Regions from separate parts of the Mus musculus genome. Here all the other regions are linked to region 2. Evidence: chromatin loops called from intact Hi-C (ENCODE). Cell type or tissue: heart. All regions are shown on one strand.

Region 1 (5,000 bases), 150 kb before region 2:
GTGGCTTTAGGGGTGAGGCCCCACTGCAACTCCAACAACTCAGTTTGAAGAGGAGACACTCAGCCTTGAAGGTTGCAGGATGGGTGCTCTGCTTAGCCGAACACACATCCCCAGGACTTGCAAGCCCTGGTCGATATCTTCCTGGGAATAGCATTAGCCTTGGGAGATTGCTACTGGGAGAGTGGGGGTACTTATTCAGGTCTCAAAAATAGAACAAAACACTCCAAACAACAATAACAAATTCACAAAAAGACTTCAGTGAGGTTTGTGGATTTTGCGGGGCAGGGAGGGTGTTTTGTCATTGTTTTGCTTTTGTTTTGTTTGCTTTGCCATTCTTTGTGCACAATTACATGAAACTATAAAATTTTACTTCCCCTGGGAGTCAGAAATGCAATAAAATATTTCATATCCACAAAGAATCTTTGCATCTCTTTCCCCACTCCCCCCCCCCATTAACAATAGGATCAAGAAATGGAGAACAAATGACTAGAACTTCAAAGACCACATCAGCACATCATTTACCAAAAGAAAATCCCCAAGGGTGCTCTACCCACCCATCCATCTGTTCCTTAAGCTAGTGTCCTCTCCCACATCCATCCAAGGTCAAGGGCAGCCTGGGTTGTTCCATAATCATCTTTCTTTGTTTTTCACTCTATGACTTAGAGGACACTGGGGACAGATGGACGTGTGGAACACAGCCTCTTCATGTTAAGGGCCGGGAAAGAGCAATGAACATGCACTAAGTGCCAGAGTGCACACAAACAAGACAACCTACGTGTTTTGAAGGACAGTGAGTCCCTAGCTCCAGGTCTCTATATTTTGGCCAATTTGAGATGACAGAAGAGAACACATTTAGCAAGAATGAACGGAGGCCTGACCTTGGAATAGAATTGCTAGCATGTCTTCTGGAAAGAAAGATTTTCATTCTCAGTCTGTTTAGGCGGCTTCTCCATTCCAAAGACTAAGGAAACAATTACTATTCCACCGTAGCTGTTGTGTGGTGGGCAAGTAGAGATACAGGGAGCGGTTTTAGAGGTGAGGCCCCACTGCAACTCCAACAACTCAATTTGAAGACGGGATACTCAACCTTGAAGGTTACAGGATGGGTGCTCTGTTTAGCAGAGCACACATCCCCAGGACTTGCAAGCCCTGGTGGATATCTTCCTGGGAATAGCATTAGCCTTGGGAGGCAGCTATGGGGAGAGTGGGGGCTACTTATTTCCATCCTAACAACAAAACTAGGGCTTTGTGCAAGCCAACGGAAAAACAAGCTACTCTGTGTAAGCTCCCTGTTGGAGCCCCTCTCTCAGATAAACAGGCCTGCAGCAGCTGCAGGGTTCCTGAGAAATTCATGTGCAGAACTGCAAAGACATCGACCTTTCAAACAAAAAGTGCTTACAGTCTCTCTTCTAAGTCCTCACTACTATGCTTCTAGGTTTATGTAAATGTGACCCTACTTCCAAAGTACAAAGGCTTTGAAGCTGGGTTGGGCTGGGCTGGGCTGGACTTGACAAGCTTGCCTGAACCCTTCAGCTTTTGACATCATGTGACAGCTTGCTGAACCCCGGACCAGAGACATGACTTGACTTTGAAGACAAGCCTGAGTTTATTTGTTCAATATTGGTCCTAAGCTCCCTCCAGATCCCCAGAGGCACCATGAGAACTTACAGTCAACTAGACCCCCAAAGTTACGTGTCAGCACTCCAACATCTGTTCTGAGAAGTGCTGGCCATCACCCAGGGGAGTGTTACTTGAATGTCCCTTTTGTTTTGTTACAGGCTCCTAATGAGCACCCTAAGTTGGCTTTGAATTAACACAGCTCCTCCTGCTCCAGCCTTCCAAGTGAAGAGATTACAGGTGTTTATCACACTCAGTGGAGAGTCCTCGATTTGGCAGACAATTACTAACTGTGAAGAGTGTGGTGTGGTGGGGGGTGTGGGGTGGGGTGGGGTCTTAACTTTTTCCCCACAGAGTTCCAAGACGAACTGACGATGAGACAAGAGGCAGGGAGAGACTGCACATCTCATTTGCTGTGTGATCTGCCCCATGATTGTGCACAAAAACCCGACCAGAAACTCCCCAAGGACGATGCAAAAATAAACCTTCCCCGACTGCTTAGAAACAGAAATAGCCCGCGTCCCAGTGGAGAGTAGAACCTTCAAAAGGTCTGGGAAAACTGCAGGAAGAAGCCCGGAGAGAGCCCCATTCCAAGCTGTTCTCTGTTGGGCACTAAGAAGCACCAGGCAAGGGAGGCTCTGCGAGGCAACCACAGCTGCCCAGCTGCGCATGCTCTTCAGGACAGGAACAGCACTCACCCAGGGTTCGGACGGTGTTGCTGGGCCAGCTGCGCGGACTGAAGCCGTGAGCATTCATGGCTTTCACAGCAAACTGGTAGTTGGTATCTGGATCAAGGCCTTTGATAACCATGGAGTCCATCTGCAGGCGCTCTTGGATTATGGTCCAGCTCTTGTCAAAATCTGGTCTTTAATGATTAAAAATAAGAAAAGCAACGGTTTAGAAATACCGTAGGGAAAAGAGGTTCGCTGGCCATGGGAGCTAACACCATTTTCACTCTGAGAGCTATGCTCATAAAAGTGAGTTAACATTTCCTATCTGAAAGTGGTCCTGCTTTCAAACCATAACGTCATCACCTGGAAGCATCTGCCAGTAAAAGCAAGTAGATCATCTTTAGGGCCAATTCTAAGCACTGCTTAGAGAGTGTCTACTTCTGCCTGCTTGGCCTTCACCAGGACATAAAGACCCCACGTGGGAGCATTTATCTGCAAGAACTGTATTTTCCAGATGTTCGCTGAACAAGGCTCTCCCATCCCTAGAGATCAGGAAAGCAGAGATCCCATCACTTTGCCATCTATTCCTGAGTAAACAAATACAGATTTTATAGGGTGACAGACAGCATGGATTGCCATGGGAACACTCAAGATGACTACACTCACAGACCTTCTTAGTAACAACAAATTATGTCTGTGTCAAGACATGCTACCTTTTCACATGTCCCTCTGAGGGCCTTTCAGAGAAGGCAGGTCTTCATTTAGACTTTTAATCAATGAAGTGGCATTCACAAAGCCAGTACAGTCTCTGGAATTGGAGGAGCCAAGTTCAAATCTGAGTTCTGCTACTTAGTAGCATCTGATCCTTCTGTTTTATATATATTTTTATTTTATGTCTTTAAGTCTCAGTTTCCCCATATGTAATATGTGAATGATGCAGGGACCAAGATAAGGGAACTGCCATGAAGATTACATGAAGCACACATGCTTAGCCTCCACTCTAGTACCACACTATAAATATGTGCTGGCCACTACTCAGGGGACTCATTTACTTCTGGAGTTAATAACTCATATGCTTGCTTACTGCATACACATTCCCAGACTGTACTGCTAACCCATGCAGCTACTCAGCCCTTGAGATATAGCCAGCATGAACTAAGATGTACTATAAGTATAAAATGCACACAAGCTTTTAAAGTAAAAAAAGAAAGAAAAGAAATCTATCTCTTCTGTAAATATAAAACTGATTTTATCTTCATATTGAATTCATGTTGAAATGATAATATTTTGGATATAGCAATATCCAAATTGTTAATAATAAATTTAACAATTATAAATATAAATAATTTATTTATTTTATATTTATAATATACTATATGTAATTTATAAATATAATTATAAATACAAGTAATCAAAATAAAATAGCTTTTTAGAACTCATTTACATGGGCTGGAGAGTTGGTTTGGTGGTTCAGAGCACTAATGCTTGCAGAAGACCTGGGTTTGAGTCCCAGCATCCATGTCGTGGCTCATCACCACTTGTATTCCAATCCCAGGGGATGTCAGACACACACATGGTGCACACACATACACGCAGGCAAAAACACCTACATACACACAAAATAATTCCATCTTTACAATTTTAAAACTTATTTTGTCTCTTTTTACCTTCATAACACCACAATTAAAACATAAACTCATACAGGGCTGTCCAGCATCTCTTTAGGACAGACACTGTAGCCCCCTCTGGATGCTCTAGCTAGCGGAGAGGAAGAACATGGCAGGTAGTAAGAAAAGGGATGAGAAAGGGAGGAATAGTAGTGCACAGCAGGGGGCCTAACTGGTTGGGGGGTGCGGGTGGTGGTGGTGGTGGTGGTGGTGGTGTGTGTGTGTGTGTGTGTGTGTGTGTGTGTGTGTGTATTGATGGCTGCTAATTGCCAGCATTTGCCAAATGTTTCAAAGTGTTAAGCACTGTTCTGGTACCCTAACTCATTTACCTCTAACACCTATTCTTTGTAGTAGGCATTAACCTTAAAAGGCTCAATCTTTTGTTTTCGATTTTAATATAAACAAGAAACTAAATCACTGAAAGGGCAAGAAATTTGACCAAGGTCACAACTGAGAACTGCTGAGGCCAACTTGGGTTGATGGGCTGAGGTTAAATTAAAACAAAACAAAAACACTTGACACTGGATTGAAAGCTAGCTATGGTGGGCAGAAGGCGACTATTAGACCTTCAGCTGGTTCCCTCCCTGCACCCTCCATCTGGTGTGAAATGTCCCCTACTCCCAGGTATTTAAAGAGTATCAGGAAACAAAATGTTGGTGTTTGTCTTTTGTGAAGAGCATATCAGGAAAAGAAATAAGAGGAGAAGCCTGGATGGACTTCATTTCTTACATGTGTGCTTGCCTCGTTCTTCACGAGCAGGACTTACTAAAAGTCCAGGAAATGGAGACAGAGACTTCCTCTGGGTTACCATACCAAGTGTGAGTGAGCTGTGAGTGCTGACAGTGTCTGGTCTGGGGGAAGAGAAAAGTCACAGGGCCTGCCCACTGGAGGAAGCAGGGTTCAGTTCTTCCCTTCCCTGTCTTGTCCTAAACGTGGAATTCTCTAAAATGACTTTATCATCAAAGGGAAGAGCTGAGTGAGTGGTGGAAGCTCACTTGCAAATTCACATTAGCACAGAATCACTTCACAGAGGAGAGCCACTGGA
Region 2 (5,000 bases):
GCAGAGCAAAGTCTCAGAGATGTGGCCAGCAGAAGGACTGGTGGGAGATAAAACAGAGAATCTGGGCACGTGGGAAAGGCAGCTTAGGGGTCATGGAGGGAAGCCTTCATCTACTTCTGTATGAGAAGAAAAACTGTTGAATTTCAATGAGTTTGTACTCATGTATTGTACGTGTGCTTATGCATGTATCACTCACTGTGCCTGTGGGGGGTCAAAGGACAATTTGTGGGTGCCTGTCCTCTCCTTCCACCTGTTCTGGGGATGGACTCAGAATGCCTGGTTTGGTGGCAAATACAGCTACCAGACTGAGCTCCAGAATACCATCACCAATTAGAGCTGTTAGGATTACTCTGAGCTGTCAGTGTATTCCCTGTGTGTGTCTCTGTCCCTCTGTCTCTCTGTCTCTGTTTCTCTCTGTCTCTGTCTCTCTCTCTCTTCTTTATTTTTCTTTCTTCCTTCTCCCTAACACCCCCCCCCAATTGCCCATGATCCTCCTTTTCTCCTCCACGCCTTCTTTTAGCAGACATTTGACTCTGTTGGAGGCGCCCAAACCCCAGGTTACTCTCCAGCTCCGAGGGAAGGTTAGCCAGAGCAGCTCAGCTTTCCAGTAAGACTTAACCTAATTCCCCAGACAGAAAAGGGCTTAGTGAGAACAAGATGAGCATCAAAGCAGAGATCATCAGGAATATTTTCTCGTTATTTAATAAACAAATGCCGAGACGTTTTAAGACAAACACCAGCTGCCCCGCACTGCTGTGAATGTTGCAGAGAACACAGGGATGTGGGACTGCTTCGTCTTGTGCTATCTGGAGCCTGAGTTTATGAGGGGCTGTGTGTTTATCTCGGGATTGGGAATATAACCAACTCCTGATTACCTTACCAGGGCTAATGGATAGTCATAAATATTCCAAGCAGCTGAAAAAAAATCGAAGAATAATTTTTGCAGACACATTTTTAAGGTAAGTTATTGTCCCGATTAAACAAATATTATGTATGTGGGTGACAGTGGTTGTATGAGTTCACAAATCATATAGAATTGTATGAATGAGAGATGGGACGAAAAAAGCGTTTGAGAGAAGAATGTGGGAAGTGGTGGGGAGAGGAGGAATGTGCAGAAGCGCCTGCCAAGCATGCGTAGTGTGGGCCAGCAATAGTCAGAGCCCCTGGGTAAAGTACAGATTAAGTCAGCTCTTAGTCCCAAATGCTAGAGGGCTGAAATTCTACTCTGCTCAGAAGGAAATCACTCAGATTCCTCTAAAAACTGTCACTGACAGGGTTGATGCTGTACAACAAGACTAGAAGGCTTACCGAACTTGCTCTAAGAAAGCTTGTCTGGTTAGTAACCCCCCAGGCTGCTCTCCTACAGCCGGGAAGCCACTATCCATGCTTTGCTTCTATGAGTGTGGCTGTATGTGGAAGTATTTTTAACAATTTGCCAGCGGTGGCTCTTTTGTGCTTCTCAAATTCTAATATGAAACCAATCACCTGGGAGAAGGATGCAAATGCAGATTACGGCCCAGTGGGTCAACAGCAGGCCCTGACTTTCTGCATTTCTTAAGGGCTCCAATAATTTTTCACCTAGCAGTAAGCTCAGAAGTATCGATTTAAAAACCGGAATGGCAGACTTTATACTAAAATTTTAATTTTTAAAGGACGGTCTTGTGTAGCCTCGGCTTAGCCCAATTTTCTCCGTAGCTGGGGATGACCTTGAACGTCTGAGGATGACCTGGAACGTCTGAGGATGACCTGGAACGTCGTCTGGTCCTCACAGGTGCAGAGATGACAGGTGCGCAACAACAGACCTACTCCATCTTGCAGTGCTAGGAATCGAACACAGGGCTTCCTCCTCTCCTTATGCAAGCGGTCTATCACCTGAGCCACGTCCTCCAGATCTATGCTTCTTGACTAACTGTGAGCATGAGTGTATTTACGGCCTGGAAGTCTCTGAAATTCATAAGAACAGAAGAGTTGAGTTTAAGTGTTCTGGGTAAATTCACCTGATTTTGGGGGGAAAAATCAGTTCGATTAGAGGTCCTAGTACCTGGAACTCAAGTGGATGCTGATCTTTTTTAAAAGTAGATCTTCTAGCTTGGACCCCCTGATTTGGGAGAATGGAAGGTCTGTTTAGCACAATATTTAAGCTGTGTCAGGGTTGGAGCCTGGAGCTTGTTAGAGCTTGTTAGCTTTGATCGCCATCTGGTGGCAAAAGACAATAGAACTGTTTCTTTAAATAAAAAGAAAAAAAGAACAAAAAAATTGTGTGTGTGTGTGGGGGGGGGGTGCATACATATAAGTGGGTGGGTGTTTGTGTCTATGTGTGCCTTTACAGACACCGGGACAAGACACTGGGTGTCTTCTATTGTTCCCTGCCTTCCTGCTTTAAGAGAGGGTCCCACTGACCTGGAAGCTTACCATTCAGTTAGTCTGGCTGACCAGCCACCTCTCTGGATCATCCTATCTCTATCCCACTATGATGGAGTTGTTGTGTGCATGTGGGCATTCTCGGATCTTTACGTGGTTGCTGGGTATTAGAATTCAGCTCCTCCAATGTTCATGCTTGCAGAGCAATTACTCTGGCCTACTGAGCCTCTCTCTCTCTCTCTCTCTCTCTCTCTCTCTGTATGTCTTTTTTCCCAATGAAAAAACAAAGTATAGCTCTCACTTATGCTTGATGATACTGTGTTATTCTAAGTAAGAATTATTAATGCTAAAGGTATTCCTTCATATAATGTGTAGGTTGGGATTTAAGATAAACTTGGCTACCACTTTCTTTCTTTCCTAACTGTGTGTTGCCCAAAAACTCTGACTTAACTCACTACTATCCATCATCACTGTTGGTGTTGCTAGTGGCACTGAATATTGAGAATCCAGGATTTTGCACAGGCTAGGAAGCACTCTAACCTGGGCTACATCTTCAGCCCTTAGTTTCTGAGTTAGTTTCAGAGTTAGGGTCTTGTTACGTAGACCAGGCTATTTCAGACCTTGCTGTATAGCCTAGGATCATCTCAAATTCATTTCAACCCTTCCTAAATTGCAGCTGTTTACCACTATACTACCACACCTGGCTTGTGTCTTCTCTTCTTTGTCATGCGACCATGGGTAGATTGCTTAATCTTGGAAGACCACGAATTCTAAGTATGTAAGAAAATCATTAGCTACTTCAGTAGGTTGTTGTGAAATGGTGGGTGCCATGTGTATTAGTATTCTTTAGACAAATAAAACCCATAGAAAATTTGAATCAGCTTATGCAAGCTGATCAAAATAGTCCCAACTTACTACCTCACACTATAGAAGCTGAGAACCCACTAGTCTCATAGCTGATGAGGTGGGGTTTCTCGGCAGTCCCAGGCTGGTACCACAGGCCTGGAGGATTCCCAGAGACCTGCTGGTTCTTGGTCCACATCAGATGTGGGTTCTAATATCAGCAAAGGAATCAAAGCAGCAGTTGGTAAATTAACTCAGCAGCTCGAGGGAATGCCACAGCAGCAAAGGAGGAATGGTCTTCTTTTGGGAGGTGCCACCAATCATTTGGGGTGGCATGTCCCACATCCATAAAGCACTGAAGACATTTCCTAACTGATACTCCCATAGGCCAACCTGATAAAGACAATTCCTCAACTGGGAGCTCAACAGCAAGAGAGGGAAATGTGGCAGCAATGTTCTTAGTTATACTGTGAAAATAAGAACTCTAAGAAGCACCCATGACATGTTGTTAGTTTCAAGCTAAAAATAACAAAGATGAGGCCCAGAGGGGAAAGTTGCCCAGTAACAAATCCAAGGTCTGATCTAGACAACAAGTTTTATAACTTGGCTGTGAATTTTTCAAATGATAACTGTCTTCACTCTACTTATTAACCCAATAAACCAAAGGAAAAAAACCATTACTAGTCAGTTTTCACTACATCAGATGCAGTAACAAGCATCCCTGGGCTCTCAGGATTGTTTGTTGTTCCCATTACTTTGCCTTTGTAGGTTTTCTGAGCTGTGGATACTCCCATCAGCCATTGGCACTGCTGCAGGAAGTGCTGGATGCTGGTGGGTGGAGTAGTGAAAAAAAGTGAGCAGTTTTGACTTTGATTGCTTCTTTGTTGTCTAGGAAGCTGAGGTAAAGAGAAGATGCTGGAAATGTGAGAGACAAGCTAGCAAAGTGGCCTCTGCATCAGCTCCTGCCTCCAAGTCCCTGCCACATCTGAGTTCCCGTCCTCACTTCCTCTGGTGATGAAATGTGATATGGAAACGTAAGTGAAGAAACCCTTCACTCCCCCAAGTCACTTCGTTCACGGTGTTTCACACCATGTTAGAGCAATAGCAACTCTAAGATCATCGGACTCCAGGAGTCTCTCCTACATATGCAAAGATTCTTTTTAAAAGAATCACAGATTAGAACGAAAACCTGTTTTCTTCAGTAGAGCTTCAGCCCAGCTTGCATTAACCAAAACTGACCCAAAATTCTGTGGCCAAAATAAATGACTCTGCACTGAATTTGCGGCTGTTAGCCTGTAGAAATCAATTATTACACAGGAGTATCCTTTCAAAATTTATAATGCTTGTTTCTTTTCATTTAATTTTTCCCTAAGATGGAGCACTGTAAGATATGTGGATAACCGATGAGTCCTGTCAACAACTCCATACCCAAGCTTGCACAAGCACATCTCCATTTCCAACCTAAACCAATCTGGGTGATGAGGACAGAAGACTTTGAATATGGGTACAGTCTAAGTCCGTGAGGGAAAGAGGAGGAAGGCATTCATTTTTATCAAGAGTCTAGGCTTATCTTTTTCTGTCACATAGGAAAGCAAGATGAGATGAAAAGAAGCAGAAAACAGAGAGAGCACGAACAGGGAAAGGAGGGGGAGGAGAGAAAGGAGACAGGGAAGCTGGTGGTAAGAAGGAGCAGTGGAGGGGGGGGGGGGGAGTTGGAAAATGAGTCCCTGTCATCAAGGGAAGGACAGAGTCCCATTAGGAAATCCAGGAGGCTGTAATGCGGAGACTGGTGTTTC
Region 3 (5,000 bases), 180 kb before region 2:
GGTGATCTTCATGTTAGCTAGGGGAGTAGTTTCACTTTGGCAGGTGTGGGGCTAGGTTCTATCTTCTGCCTTGGAGTTCCTAACCCTTATGTGTCTGAACAATGTCCAAGCATACTCTCTTAGACCTTATTTAACAATGAATTGAAAGACCTGTTCAGCAGGATCCCGTTCCCTTCATCCTCAGCCTCCTGGGGAGATGCAGCCCCACTTTTAGCAGCCACCCCCAAACTCACCTCACTGTAAGATTTCTGATAAGTTCATTTTCCAGAGTCCTCACCACAAGGCTACCACTGCCCTTCTTTCCACTCTGGGGTATGTTTTCTCAAACTGCATGAAGTGCAAACACAGGCACTCAAGGAGTTTTAGATGCATATAATCATTGGCTTGACCATGAACTCTTGGCTCGAAGCTTTGGCTTCCTCCAAAAGAAACTTGTTAAAAGTAAGAATATGCAATATTCATGGACGTAACTAATGTTCCCTTCCTCTACACCTTTAGATGTTAGTATATACTTTCCACAAAACTCTACTTAATTTCCTGATGTACTTGATCCAGTATTATTCAAGCTACAGACTTCAGGACACTCAAAGGTTGTGAAAACAGTTAAGTGGGCCATAAGCAATATTTTTAAAAATTGAGTCAAATGACCTAAGAATATAAAGTTCTAGTTCAGCAAGGGTGAGACACTGAAAACACACACAGTACTTTGCTTTTCAAATTTTTATTTTAAATTATGTACATGGTGTGTGTATGCATGTGTGCATGTGTGTGCATGTGTGTGTGTATGTGTGTGTGTGTATGCATGTGTGCATGTGTGTGTATGTGTGTGTGCATGTGTGTGTGCATGTGTGTGTGAATGTGTGTACATGTGTGCGTGCATGTGTGCGTGCATGTGTGTGTGTGCATGTGGAGACCAGAAGCAGGTATTTATTGACCTCTCTCAGATTTATAACTAACTCTTAGGGTGTAGTAGCAAACTGCATAGGGTCTTCCATTATGATAGGAATCCTGCTGGAGTGGCTGAAGTTTGCAGAAGGGCACAGCATAAGCCTTAGTCAGGAAGTGTTCCTACACATACTGAGGTGGAAATGGAAACTCAACGCTTCTTGTTGAGGAAATAACATCTTGTCACTAAAGGGGCAGCTCAGAAAACTGATGTAGAAAGTCTGCACTTAGGATTATAGACATGACAACCTGCAGCTCCAAAAATGATCCAGTGAGAGATGGCTGGGAAGCTCAGGGTCAGGTAATAAGATGTGACTCTATTCTTGAATATGGTGTCCCAACCATGCACACAAATTGGGTTCTGCATCAGGGGAGGTCAAGACACAGTAGAAGTATCTTAGTGACTGGAACATTTAGAGCCAGCCAGACAACCGGATAGAGACTTGGTACTTAATCTCAGTCTTTCACCTTAGTACTTATCATTGCTGATGCATTACTTATGGAATATAACAATACTCTCGCTCTGTCTCTCTCTCTCTCTCTCATACCCCTTTATTCATGCATCAACACCAGTTGGAGTCACCCTAAAATCACTTTACTGAAGAAAGGATAGCGTCTGGTTTATGAGTTATCTTACTAGGATCTATCTATCTATCTATCTATCTATCTATCTATCTATCTATCTAGTATTCTTTTCTTCCTGACCAAGGTAGGTCCTCTTTCATGTAAGTTCCCTGACTGCAGGGGTACCTGCTGTATTACTTACTGCTAACACTCTGGTACCCAGAAATTGCCTGACATTAAACAGGCATTCAATACATAGATTTTGAATTACATGAATGAACAGTCAAACAGAAAAAACAGCCATTATAAGCTCATGTACTGGCTGAGCTAGAGGCATCTGAGAGAAAAGTGCCCTAGTTGAGGAGATGCCTCCATGAGATCCTGCTGTTAGCATCTTCTCAATTAGTGATCAATGAGAGAGGGCCCAGATCTTGGTGGGTGGTGCCATGCCCGTACTAGTAGTCCTAGGCTTTATAAGGGAGCAGGCTGAGCAAGCCGTGGGAAGTGGGCCAGTAAGCAGCATCCCTCCACGCCCACTGGATCCGCTTCTGCCTCTAGGTCCCAGCCCCACTTGAGTTTCCTATCCTGACTTCCTTCAGCGATGGACTATGATCTGGAAGTATAAACTGAATAAACCCTTTCCTCCCTCATTTGCTCTTTGGTCACGGTGTTTCATCACAGCAATAGAAACCCTAAGATAGCTCACAAACAAGACGCTATCCTTTCCTCCATAAAGTGATTTTATGGTGACTCCAGCTGGTGGCGATGCATAAAGAAAGGGACGAAGGTAGCCAGTGACATAGACTTTAACTAGTTTTCAGCTGTTCTAATCCATTATTTTCATTGTTGCAGCGCTTTCTAAACATGACAACCTTTAGCATGTTGTTTTTTTTTTTTTTTTTTCCTTAAGAAGAAATAAAACAAAACTATGAGTTCTTAGTTTATAAGCTTGTGAGCTTTTCTTTTGGATGCAAAGCTAAAATGTAGATTTGTAAAGTGCAGCCCTACTGGCTGGGACTAGTTAAGCAAGGGAGAAACAGCTCCAGGGCAATCTAATGGAACTTCTCTATCAGTCCTGATTCAACTCAGGCTATGCTAATGCACCCTGCTCTTCCTGCTCTGGAAGTCTGTGGGCTATCGCCACCTGCTGGATGACTTGCAAACTACCGCCACCTGCTGGAGGACACCCTCTGGAGCTGTGGGTGGCCCTATGCCAAGTCCTGGAGTCTCCTGGTCCCCTGCTGGCTTCTGCAGTCTTTTGATGATCCAGTGATCAAAACTTTGATGGACGAAGCAGTACACTGTGTCAAATGGAGACATAGATTGTAAAAATATGGTCTGTGCTGGAGTTGAAGCTCGGTGGTGGCTGACATTAATCCACACTTAGGGCAGGTGGTGGGAATGAGAAGCAGGCATAACCAAGCACTTGGGCCCATAAACCTGCTGTCTCCATTTCTCAAAGAACTGGGAAACAGAAATCAGAACAGGAAAGTGGATTTGCTTACAGTTTGGCAAGCCTGAGCCCAGGAGGGTAGTGATCTAACTTCCTCCCCATCCCACCTGTGGTCATTTTATACTTCACAGAAAGCCACGAGAGGAAGGCCAGAACTTGTATAAATTTAGATTTTGAGAGATGTCAGTGGGTGTTCTCCTGGGGAAAGGGCACCTGAGCCCCAGAACACAGCCTCTCTTCTTTGATGCAGCGTCAATTTTCTATTCTATTTTGAGACAAAGAAAATGTCTGACAGACCCCTCCCCAGCCCCTCTCTTTAGTTTCTCCTAAGTTCCCACAGAATTCTGGGCCTTATTATAGTCTCTCATAACTGTTTTTCGTAGTCTGTTTCCCAACTCCCGTCCCTTCCTGCTGGTCCTCTCACCTCTGTTTTCACGACACATGTTGCATTATTTGATAAAACTCCCCTAACGGAGGCAACTTAACAAAGGAAGAATCTTTTGCTCATATTTTGATGGAACGTCATGGTAGAGAGGTGACGTTGGCTGGAACTTGAAGCAACTTGCCATACTGCATCCACAAACAAAAAGGAGGGAGCAAGGAAACACTGGTTCCTGGCTTGATTTCTTTCTCTTTCAAATTATTGATTGGTTGATCGGTTGGTTGATATTTTACACATGAGTGCTTTGCCTGCATGTATGTAAGTGCGGTACATGCATGCCTGATGCTGGAAGGGAGCAGAAGAGGATGCCGGAGTTCCTGGACCTAGAGTAACGGCAGCTGTAGGTACTGGGAATCAAACCTGGGTCCTCTAGAAAAGCAGCCAGTGCTCTCAACCACTACCCCTGCGTTCTCTTTTTGATTGGGTCTGGGATCCCAGACTGTGGGGAATTATTGTGATGGTTTGTACATACTTGGCTCAAGGAGTGGTACTGTTGGGAGGTTTGGCCTTGTTGGAGTAGGTGTGGCTTTGTGGGTGTGGGCTTTAAGGCCTTTGTTCTAGCTGCCTGGGAGTCAGTATTCTGCTAGCAGCCTTCAGATGAAGATGTAGAACTCTCAGCTCCTCCTGTACCATGCCTGCCTGGATGTTGCCATGTTTCTATCTTGATGATAATGGGCTGAACCTCTGAATCTGTAAGCCAGCCCCAATTAAATGTTGTCCTTTATAAGACTTGCCTTGGTCATGGTGTCTGTTCACAGCAGCAAAACCCTAACTAAGACAATTATCTTCCATATTTGGGGTGGATCTTCCCATCTCAATTGCCTAATCTAGAAAATCTTTCACAGGTTTACCTCTTTGATGATTCTGGATCTTGTCAAGTAAGCAATATATTGATCAGCACACATATATTCATTTGTCCTCTCCCTCCTCCTTAAAAATCTCTTTTTATCTCTTCATGGTCTACTTTCTAGTTTTAAACACATACCTCTCACATATAGAACCTCACGTAAATGAATTAAGAAATAGGATCTCTTCTTGTGTCATAGGTTTGGTGGATTCGTTAGTGAGTACACAACTGAAGATCCCTTCCACATTCATGATTGTTGACACAGCGAATTTTGTGCAGGAACAGTAGAGGTAACCTCAGCTACTGTGCATTTGTGATTTCAATGGCTGTGTCATACACACAGATGACATTTAATAGTCCTTCTCCCTCCCCCCTAGTTCTTACATTCATCCCCACCTATGATGCTTTCAGAGCCTTACAGGAGGCGACCTAAATGTCCTTTAGGGCTGAACACTCACTCACTCACCAGCCACTTGCCCTCAGCACCTTGAGCAGTTGTGTGTCTTTGTGCTGACGCCATTTGCCTCAAAGAGAAGTTTCTTAAAGTGGAGAGTATTACTTGTATGTGGGTTTAAACAGCAATTTAGAAGCTGGTTTGATGCTATGTCAATTTAACTAAACAACAGTATAGAACTAGGGAGACCTGGTGTCTATGAATGTTTTTGACTGCATTATAGTACAATATGTGGGTTCTGTCCTCCTGAGTAGGTCTGGAATTCAAGCATAAAATGGTTCGTTAGCCCCATAAT
Region 4 (5,000 bases), 310 kb before region 2:
AATCCTAAGAGTTTAAATGTTTTTGAATATGCAGTGAAGGCTTATACCTATTATTAAATTGAAGGCAGGGGAGTTTTTTTTTTTTTTTTTTTTGTGTGTGTGTTCCAGAAAATTTGCTTCTCATTAGGATAAAGTCTGTGTTTCTGTGGTTGATCACCACTGGCTTCTACTTTAATGTGAATAAATTGCTTTTACACCTTCATTGTTAGAGAAAGTATTTGTCCTTGGCATCTCTTAAGAGTGATTTTGGAAGCAGAATAAATTGTAGAGGTTAGGCCTCGCTAATGCTAGCATTTGAGCACAATGCATTATGTAGCCTTATGTGATCCTATGTGGAGGCTCTTCCTCTTCTTCGTCTTCTCGCTTCTCCCCTTCCAATCCCCTCCTCTTCCTCCTCCTTCTATAAGCTGTGAGGAACCTTTAAAAATCTAATTAAAATCCAATCCACTCTTAGCATTTAGAATATGGTCTTTGTTTTCTTTGGGACCTAACATTGTGGTGTCAATACAAAAGTGTTGTTAACACTGGTCCATATTTGTTCTTCATAAATAGGTGTTTATCAGTCTTCTGTTAATATTCCAGGCAATTTTCGGGAAACTGAGATCCAGCTTATACGGGACAAACAGACTGGCTGTCATGAGTTTCCATCTGAATTGTGGAGATGGATTAAAAACGTGAGAGAGCAGTGAAGAAAGATGGTATCCGGTTAAGGACCAGGGAAACGAACCTACCCTGCCCTGGCAGAGGGGCGTGGCTGAGAGGGGCGTGGCTGAGGTAGAGAGGGGCGTGGCTGAGGTGGATAGGGTCGCCCTGAAGACTGCTGCCTGTGGCCCGAGAAGCCTCCCTAGGGTAGATTGGTAGGAGCTGAGCAGTGTATGATTCTGGAGAAAGGGGAAGTGTAGCTCAGGTAGAGGGCACTGCACGAATCAACATCCAGGCGGCGCCATAGGGCCACCACGGTGCTATGCTACTACTGGGGAGAGGGGCAGGCTGCGGGCATGTGCTTGGATTGGGGTGCTGCGCATGGAGAAGAGGGTGGAAGAATTCCTCCATGCTGGCTCCAGGAGTTCAGGGACAGGGCTTGCTGTTTCCTGTGGCACGCACAGCCAAGGCTGCACCTCCGTCCTGCATTATTTGTTGAGTAGATGAGCAAATAAAGAAAAACCTTAAGAAATAATCTTGCCTGATTTTTGGTCAGAATTCTTCGGAGTCTGTTATCTGAGTTCTCCACCTAGGCTCTAGGCCTTACCATGTGTGTTACAGTTAACACACTCTCAGATTGTTGCCTTAAATCTCATCCTTCTGCCATGAAATTCAAGTCGGAAGTATTAAAAACAAAACAAAACACAACACAGCCCCTTTTAGTAAGTCATAGTGATTTCCAAGAGATAGCCCAAATTTTCACTTTTGATTTCAATGGAGCAGCCATTTACATGGGAGTGAATAATTCAGATGCTTTTTTTTTTTTAAATTTTTTTTTTCTTAATGTGATGTTTTGGTTCTTCGGGCTTGCGACTGACCAATGAGCTGTGCCAAGCTCAGGTATGTTGTTCTCACAGAAGAAATGTGTGTGTGCCTGCTCTATTTTGGGAAATAGCAGGAACTTGTGGTATTTCCTCTTCCCAACTCCTAATCTGTTTGTTATTCTAAATATATGTTCCTTTATATTAATTGAAAGTTTGGGAAAGGAGTTTCATGCCAAGCAATTGTTAGAGCTGTGCGATAAGAGTCTTGTCTCTGGTGATTGACTGTTGGGCCCCTGTTCTGTATTAGGAGTTCCGTGATCTTGCAGAATGTGAGCTTGATCTCTCTCTCTCTCTCTCTCTCTCTCTCTCTCTCTGTCTCCCTCTTCTCTCTCTTTCTTTCTTTCTCTCCCTCTCTCTCTCTCTGTCTGTCTCCCTCCTCTCTCTCTCTCTTTCTTTCTTTCTTTCTTTCTTTCCCTTCCTTCTGTCTGTCTGTCCGTCTGTCTCCCTCCGTCTCTCTCTTTCTAATTTCCTATTCTGACTGTTGATACCTGATGGTAGTAACTTGTTTCCACGTAAGATAATTGTATCCCCCAGCTCGGCGTGACACAGGCAGTGCAGACACTGAGAAAACAATGGGTTCTTCCACACCTCCTTTGTGAGCAGAGTAGTCTTGGTCCTTTTCAGTCTCACTTCCCGCAAGTAGCTGAAGCCAGCGAGGCATTGTAGGGAGTTTCGATGTTTAGAAATGCAAGCACTCTCAAGCAGGTCCTTTGCAGTCCCTGTACAGGTTGCAGAAAGGCAGGAATTCCAGTTGTCATACATTGTCTTGAGTAATGCTGCATGTGTTCCTTCTAGACACTTGCACTGCCCCTGCTGACGCAGGCTGAAGGTGGTGCTCGCAAGCCTTGCCCACTCAGTGTTGGGAGGTGAGGAGGAATTTTTGGCGTATGTTTTTGGTTTCTAATGTACTTTTGCACGGTGGGAAGTTTTTGGCTCTCCTTCATTCTTTTGGCTTCTAAGGCTGAATAAGTTGGAATTAGCATTCATGTCTAGAATCGAGCATAATCTTGTTATGTGGTGGTATCTTGAAGGGCCACTAGGGGGCAATATTTCTTTCTGAAGGTCCGTGTGTGTCTGGGTTAAGCCTTCATCCCCGAAGCACACACTTCTGTAAGAAGTTCTTAGATCCAAGGACAGTTGACACGGTGGTAGCAGGAACATCTGGTGGAAAATAACAAGTGCTGACAGAAGTACTTCCCTGCTTCTAACATTAGAAAACGCTAACGGGGCAGATGGGTTGTAATTGTCCTGTGGACAGAACCTTGTGAGTTGGCTGAGCCCTGGTGGTGGTAGGATGAAGGTGAGACCGTGGCCCACACTTACATGCTGTAACCTCTGGGGCTGTTTGAGGGCCACTGTGGACATTAGGGCGTGATGACAAGATGCCAGCTGTTTGCACGCAGCAGGCCTGGAGGCCCCAGTGTACTTAAATATAATAAGAAATAAATCTTTTTAAAAAATTGAGGATTCAAACAACCTAGCCACAGCGTGGAGCTTGAGAGTCAGAGGGCCCTTTCGGATCCCCAAGTCAGCTTCTGGAGGCCCTTCTTCGGGCCTTTAGAGCATAAAAGTGAGTAAGGCGTGAACATTTGAGAAACTTCTCCAAAGAAACAGTTAAAGCGGGAATGTAAGTTATCTGACTGGAACTTTACCCCATGCTTACTCCTTGAAGGTACCATGATCAGCAGTTTTACTGTGGTAAAAACAACAAACAAACAAACAAACAAAAACAGTTTTAGGGGAGAGCGTGTGCAAGATACAGAGGGAGATGAAAATGTAAGCTCTTAGGAAAACATAAAATTGAGGATTCAGGGGCTGGTGAGATGGCTCAGCAGGTAAGAGCACCCGACTGCTCTTCCAAAGGTCCTGAGTTCAAATCCCAGCAACCACATGGTGGCTCACAACCATCCGTAATGAGATCTGACTCCCTCTTCTGCTGTGTCTGAAGACAGCTACAGTGTACTTACATATAATAAGAAATAAATCTTTAAAAAAAATTGAGGATTCAAACAACCTAGCCACAGCGTGGAGCTTGAGAGTCAGAGGGCCCTTTCGGATCCCCAAGTCAGCTTCTGGAGTTTAATATGTAAAGAAACTGAGACCCAGGGATGCCACGATTTGCCTGGGGACAGTCACTGAGGACTGACCAGCATCCTGACCCTTCTTGGACTGACTGTTACCTGAAAGAGTCTGAGTTCTGTCTAGAGGAGCATCTCCCTGAGGGGTTCGCCACTGTGGGCTTCCGTGTGTCATCTTACCACTGGCACTGAGTTCCGCCCACAGCAGGTGCCCCATATTTTGTTAAGTAAATACATACCTAAAAGAATTCCAATTGTCCGATGGGCACATTATCTGTGAGAGTGTGTTTATATAATATGGATGAATATATAATTTCTCATTTAAAAAAAATAGAGAGTGCTACTTTTGAAACCCAAACTCCTAGCTCTAGCACTGGCCAAATTTGGCAGGTGTGGCTGCATCTGGTCCCTTACTGACCAGGCATTGAATTTTCCAGGAGTCACCTTGTAAACTCCCTAATTCCTGGTATCCTTAACCTTTTATCTTTGATGCTTGAAACAGTATTTACTTTTGAGATCAAACAGTGCCTTGAATTGCCTTTCTTCCACATGTGTCTTATCAGTCAAGTGATTTCACAATTTCAGAACTTTATGGGCTCGTTGGAATTTGGATATTTGAAATCAAATCTCACAAAGCCCCCACAGGCTCTGGAAATTGTCGCTTCGAGATGCCTGGCGGATGTTTGAATTGTGGTAACTTTCCAGGAGGGCAATTTTGCATTACTCATCAAAAGCCTCAAAAATGTGCCACGTATCAGAACCAGGAAGGGAGATCAGGGGGAAAAGCTGTCTGCAGATGCTGAAGGCTGCTCCACTACCATGCACATATCAAAACCACCCCTGCAATTTGACAAAGCTATCCTTGTAACTTCTTTGGCCGGGGGGGGGGGGGGGTGTCTAGACAGGGTTTCTCTGTGTAGCCCTGGCTGTCCTAGAACTCACTTTGTAGTCCAGGCTGGCCTCGAACTCAGAAATCCGCCTGCCTCTGCCTCCTGAGTGCTGGGATTAAAGGCGTGTGCCACCACACCCGGCTCCTTGTAACTTCTTAAAACACCTGTTCCCCAGTGGAAACAGCTTCCGTGCTCAGTAATAGGAATTGGTTATGGTTTTCATGAGTAATGAAGGGACAGTGCTGCAGGGGATGCCCACTGGTGGAGCTGCACCAAATTTACCATTTGTCAAGCCAGATGACCAAGAGGCCTATGTAGGGTCATTCATCTAGGTGTTGTCTTTGCAGCGAGCGTGCACATGCATACATGTGATCAGCTCTGTGACACTGTGTAGGATGACCCCAAGATTACTGTCTAGACGCTAGCTGAGATGAATTCTGTGTGCAACATCAATAGCTCTGTTGCTTTTAGCAGCCACCCCCCCAGCCCCCCCAGAATTCCCAATA
Region 5 (5,000 bases), 600 kb before region 2:
AGTCTCCAACTTGTAGTAATCCTCCTGCCTCTGCCTCTCCAGTTACAGGTGTGCACCAGCATGTTTGGTTTGAAATAAGGCATGTTTTTGTTTGTATTTTGGTTATGTAGCTAAAGACAGCTTTAAACTTGTGATCTCCTAAGTAAACCGTTTGAATGGTAGGATTACAAGTGTGTGCCACCCAAGCTGAAAAAAAAAAAAAAAAAAAAGCCCACTCTGCCATCTCTCTGCTAAGACACATTGACGATTTTTAAAACAGGAAATGAACAAATGTTCTTACATGAATCACTTCTCCATATTGGAGTTTAACCTGACACAAAAGTGTGTAGTTGTTTCCATGGGAGTGAACCTTCCAAGTCATGTTGGCTTTTGTAGCACCTATAATTTTAAGGGTGACGTCCTGCGGAGCCTTTGGATGAACTGTCAATAAAAGAACAAGAAACAAAAAAAAAAAAAAAGAACTCAAGCAGATCCAAACACAGAGCTTAGTAAATAGGCAATTCATTTCACCACTTATTCATTCACCAGTGCTTTTTGCTTATGTTTAGAAAAATGCAGACAATACTGGGCTTGCTGACCATATGTACTGTGTCAAGTATATAATCTCTTTCATTCACTAATTGCCCTTATATATTAATACTAAGTACATTAATCACTGAAATAAAACACAAAATGTAACTACACACAGGCACTTAAAATTAAATACCATCAGTCAGGTTGTGGAGGAGAGTCAAACTTTAAAGAAGGCTGCCAATAGAGAAAGGTTATAATGCAACCAAAGTCTAACTAAAATAATATTCACAATATCAAGGAATACCTCCAAGCAACCCAGTATACAAAACATTTGATAATAATCTTACCAATTTTCAAGGGAAAAGATCATTAACAAACACCTGCCTCCAAATGACCCACGTGCTAGAACTGCCCCAGGAGAGTTTAAAATAAGTCCATGAGCGAAAGCCACACAGGTGAAATGAATAGAAGGACAGTAGTTCTCAGCGAAGAAACTGAAGCTAATAAAAGGGAAAAAGAACGTGGGGAGGCTAACGTAGAGGTGGGTTACATAAGGCAAGGGATGGTGAGGCTTGGCTGAGATGGGGCAGGGACATTCAGACACTAAGGATGTTTGAAAACCCATAGAGAAAACAAGTATTTTAGAAGCATCGCATGTATAACTTTTCATTTAAAAGAGTTATCCTACACCGGGGACTATGCTCATCCCAGGTACGGTACATTGGCAAATAAAGGAACCCAGCACATTCCCTTAAATTGTTGATCAGAGGCATTCCAGAGACTCTTAAAATAGTGCAAGTTATTCCCAGTGCTCTTGGCTGCCCCCTCGAACTTGACGGTAAGACCTTACTGCTGAAGCTACAGCACACATTAGTCACAGGACATGGAGAAATCAAGTCAATAGTGACCAGAAGGTTTCCTGCCACTGGGTATCTTTCTGGAAGAAGTTATACAGACTGCTGTGGGAGGGTAGGAAGGCCGTCAACAATGTCACCAACTGTGAACCCAGTGAACTGTAATAATGACCAGTGTGGTAAGATGCTTTTAGATGCAATAGCGGTATGAATGCTGTAGGGGTAACCAGCACCTTTATGCTGGGATTAATGGCCCATCACAGAGTAGGAAACACATGCATGGTACCATAAGTCTGGCCAAGACAGGTGAGATGAACATAGCATCAAACTACACTCTAAATGTCTACCTCTCTGTGCAAAGAATGGTGTGCGGAACAAAAGGTAAACTAAATAATAATGGCAGAAAGGAGGAGAAAAAAAAAAAAGAACCGGTTTAACATTTTAGAACAGGAAAGTACAGTGTGGGAAATGAGACCCTGGCTAGGAGTCAGCTGGGAAATGTGGAGAATGGCTATGGGCCATCACATGGGAAACTCCTGCCTAGGAAATGGAGAACAGGACATGGCCTTGTTTATATGGAACTTAACATAGATTTTTAAAAGATGTTTCAAACACCCTTGTCACCTTGTGATATCCAAGTTGACCATTCACAGAGCTCTTCTAAGCATGAAAACAAACAGCAGACTTCTTATATCATGCCAAATGCCAGAACCATATGAGCTGAAAGCCAAAAGAATACCCCAGAGAGAAAAATGATAGGTTGGCCTGATTAACCCAGAAATGAGGAGGAGGTAGGGAATGACTAAGTGTCTCTCTAAGCAGCCTCTGTCATTTTGGTTCTCTACATCAGGGTGATGGACAGCATCCCTGCCTTTAAATGGAGCCTCCTGTAACAGGATGCCTTGCAAGCCATTCAGCAAGACATGGTCCAACCCTCACATTCTCACCCTCAGAACCTTTAGACTCTGCTAGCCTAATGCAGTCTTCGCTGTTCAGAACCTCCAAGTGTGCTTGAGTACAGAGTATGATAGCAGAAAACTGCCACCAGGTTTATATAAGTCTCAGAATTGGAGCATGGGCATTGACCTCCACCTCCTGTCCCAGCCCTTTCTTCCTTGCTTCATTCCAGGGTTTCACTATATTACAAAGGATAGGGTAAAACTCATGCTCATCTATCTCAGCTTCCCAAGTGCTTGGGCCTTGCTAACACTGGGAGTTCCTTGCTTGCTGATAAGTACCATTCTCAGACCAGGCTTCAGATAACCAAAGCTTTACATGCGCCGCCATGGCAGGAACCACCAGTTCTTACTTGGTTAAATACAAATTCTGCGAGTGAAATGGAGCAGGGTTAACAGAGCTTAGTTATTCAGTGAAATTGTGCATTTAAGATGGGGACCATTTACCCCTTGAACAGATGTCTCACTTATCAGAAGGGTCAAATTACCCATCCATGATGTTTAAACTCTTCCCGATATTTAATTGTGGAGAATTAAAAACCTATTGGCAAGGTTTACTGACAGCCTTGTCAAACCAAAACCAAATGAGTGTTGTGGCTGTCATCTGACCAGTAGATGGCAACCTTTTGACTAAAATTGAGCATGGATAGTCCAATCTGCTCTTATGCCAAACTACATACTGTGATGACAGTCACAATGTCTGTCCCTGTCATTCCCCCACCCCCACCCCCTACATACGGGATAGCGGTGGGAAGTGGGGCTAAGGCTTGAACCAAGCCTGGTGGGGTGTTTGTTATAGAGAAGAGTAATTAGTCACACCCTCACCATGGGAAAACTAACAACCAGTAGAGGAATGAACGAATAAATAACATGACCCAGCACATCATAAAGGAGAAAATGGTTGTGTTTCCAGTATAGGGAGAGATATTTAAACTTGTAACCATCAAGAAATACCATCTTAGGCTCAATTAAAAAATAAACAGCGATTCTACAACCTTCGGGAGACTAAGTAAGCTCACAGAGTGAGCATGTAACTGGGAAAACTACTTCAGAACACATTTGAGAGGTAAGCACTCAGGAATACTATGTCTTTGCCAATTCCATTTTAGGCACATACTGAGAAAATATGGACATGTCTACAGGCACATGTAAAATCCTAAATTAATTAAAACTCTACCCCAAGCAAAACATGATACAACTTGAAAGCCACTGAAAGAGATGAATGAACAAATAGTGTATGTTCACAGGAAGTGCTACATAGTAGTACAAAGAAGAGATTACAGCAATGTTTCCAGGGTAAACACATCATGCCAATATTATATAATATTATATAAAAAGTAATTCCTAGATTGCTATAGACGCCTTGTTATACAATAGGGCCCAAACTTCCCAGATCCTTAAAAGAACAGGGAATGAGAATACACATCCATATTCCTACATACAACTGAAAGCAATAGACAGTCTAGGTAGAAGAGTAGAGAGAGAGGTTCTGGGAGAGGCCATGCAATAAGTATATGCCTCGATACTAGTTTTCAAGTTTGTTAGCGAGCTCACTGATACTTGAGGTCTGATCAATGTTGGTACTCTGTCTGGACTCTACCCCTACAGTTACCTGGCAACAACCAGGTATGCTCCTCCCCACAGTTACCTGGCAAGATCCAGGTAGACCTGGCCCACTATAAAAGGGGCTGCTTGCCCCCTCCTCACTCTCTTACTCTCTTGTTCTCTTATTCTCTTGCCTCCTGCTCCCTTGCTCCCTCTCTCCCCATTCCCTTCCTCCCTTCTCTCCACATGGTCATGGTCAGCCTCTACTTCTCTACTCTCTCCTTCTCTCTGCCATTCTCTGCCTATACTACTCTCTTAACTCTCCTCCCCAAGCCCAAAATAAACTCTGTTTTATACTATACCATCCTGTAGCCGGCCCTCGGGGCATGGGGAAGGATGCCTTGGTATGGGCCCACCAAGACATCTCCTTCCCCCACACCTCACCACAACCATAGAACATATTCTTATATCTTTATCTTTTTACTATCACAACAATCAAAACAAGTGCTTTGGAACGCACACATCCATGAGGGTAAGGGTGAACAAATAGAAGAACAAAGATTAGCTTCACTCGGGTTGTAAACTAGGCCAGTATCTGCAGCAAATTTACTGGGTCGAATTGTATATAATGGCATACTAGTGTCCATCATGGGCTGCGACATTGCTGTCTCACCTCTATGGGTCAGGTTAAAATTAATGTTGACACTTCTTTTCCTTAGTTGGTTTTCAGCTGTGAGAGTAAAGTTATACATTTCCTGTGAGCCTTCAGTGATTTGCCAGGTATAGGAGTTCCTGTAGTTAGAAACCTCACATCTCTTAGAGAACCTTAAAAAGTGGAGGGAAAAAAACAAGACAGGAAAGACAGGATTTAAACACTTCCATCAAAGCAGATGTATCCTAATTCCTTGGGACATTAAAACCATAAATCCATTGATCTGTCACCAATGGATACCAATTATGAAAATGTTTCACTAAATTTCTATATATGAAATTTCCCTGTGGGTGCTATTAACATCAATTGATCTAGTTGAATATTCTTAAAAATTTATAAAAATTGGAGAATGTTAGTTATATCAGCAGATAAGACTATTTTAATATAAAGATACTCAATCTATTACTCTTATGTAATTGT

Evidence for each region. A loop is a pair of places that touch in the nucleus more often than their neighbours do. Peaks named below come from ENCODE experiments on the same cell type or tissue, not always from the same donor. Only the 100,000 strongest peaks of a DNase experiment are listed, where the experiment ranks them.
Region 1: it touches region 2 in a loop (2.4-fold over the local background); 2 of 42 quality-filtered maps call a loop at or near these places.
Region 3: a loop joins it to region 2, with 12 times the contacts of the local background. A loop is called at or near these places in 4 of 42 quality-filtered maps.
Region 4: a loop joins it to region 2, with 5 times the contacts of the local background. A loop is called at or near these places in 11 of 42 quality-filtered maps.
Region 5: it touches region 2 in a loop (4-fold over the local background); 5 of 42 quality-filtered maps call a loop at or near these places.

The regions. Positions count from the first base shown.
Region 1 is chr15:7,287,469-7,292,468 of GRCm38, forward strand. Egflam (EGF-like, fibronectin type III and laminin G domains) reads right to left here. Exons shown (of 22, transcript NM_178748.6): 6 at 2,316-2,482. Among named protein-coding and RNA genes, the nearest start is that of Egflam, 110 kb to the right of the region's middle. In heart, no CTCF peak of the experiment used is centred here; a DNase peak (open chromatin) is centred at 2,163; H3K4me3 peaks cover 448 bases.
Region 2 is chr15:7,441,755-7,446,754 of GRCm38, forward strand. Gm41263 (a long non-coding RNA gene) reads left to right here and starts at 547. Exons shown (of 4, transcript XR_875019.1): 1 at 547-959; 2 at 1,696-1,786; 3 at 4,097-4,238; 4 at 4,578-5,000. It overlaps Gm41262 (a long non-coding RNA gene), which reads right to left. Exons shown (of 3, transcript XR_001781710.1): 3 at 1,658-1,944. In heart, a CTCF peak has its summit at 2,191 (motif pointing left); no DNase peak of the experiment used is centred here.
Region 3 is chr15:7,261,371-7,266,370 of GRCm38, forward strand. The region is part of intron 6 of Egflam (EGF-like, fibronectin type III and laminin G domains); the gene reads right to left. Among named protein-coding and RNA genes, the nearest start is that of Lifr, 130 kb to the left of the region's middle. In heart, a CTCF peak has its summit at 2,677 (motif pointing left); a DNase peak (open chromatin) is centred at 2,691.
Region 4 is chr15:7,132,033-7,137,032 of GRCm38, forward strand. All of the region lies in intron 1 of Lifr (LIF receptor alpha), which reads left to right. Among named protein-coding and RNA genes, the nearest start is that of Lifr, 5.0 kb to the left of the region's middle. In heart, CTCF peaks have their summits at 936 and 2,569 (motif pointing right); DNase peaks (open chromatin) are centred at 929 and 2,719; H3K27ac peaks cover 233 bases.
Region 5 is chr15:6,837,412-6,842,411 of GRCm38, forward strand. Osmr (oncostatin M receptor) reads right to left here. Exons shown (of 18, transcript NM_011019.3): 7 at 4,542-4,693; 8 at 281-420. Among named protein-coding and RNA genes, the nearest start is that of Osmr, 34 kb to the right of the region's middle. In heart, a CTCF peak has its summit at 2,928 (motif pointing right); no DNase peak of the experiment used is centred here.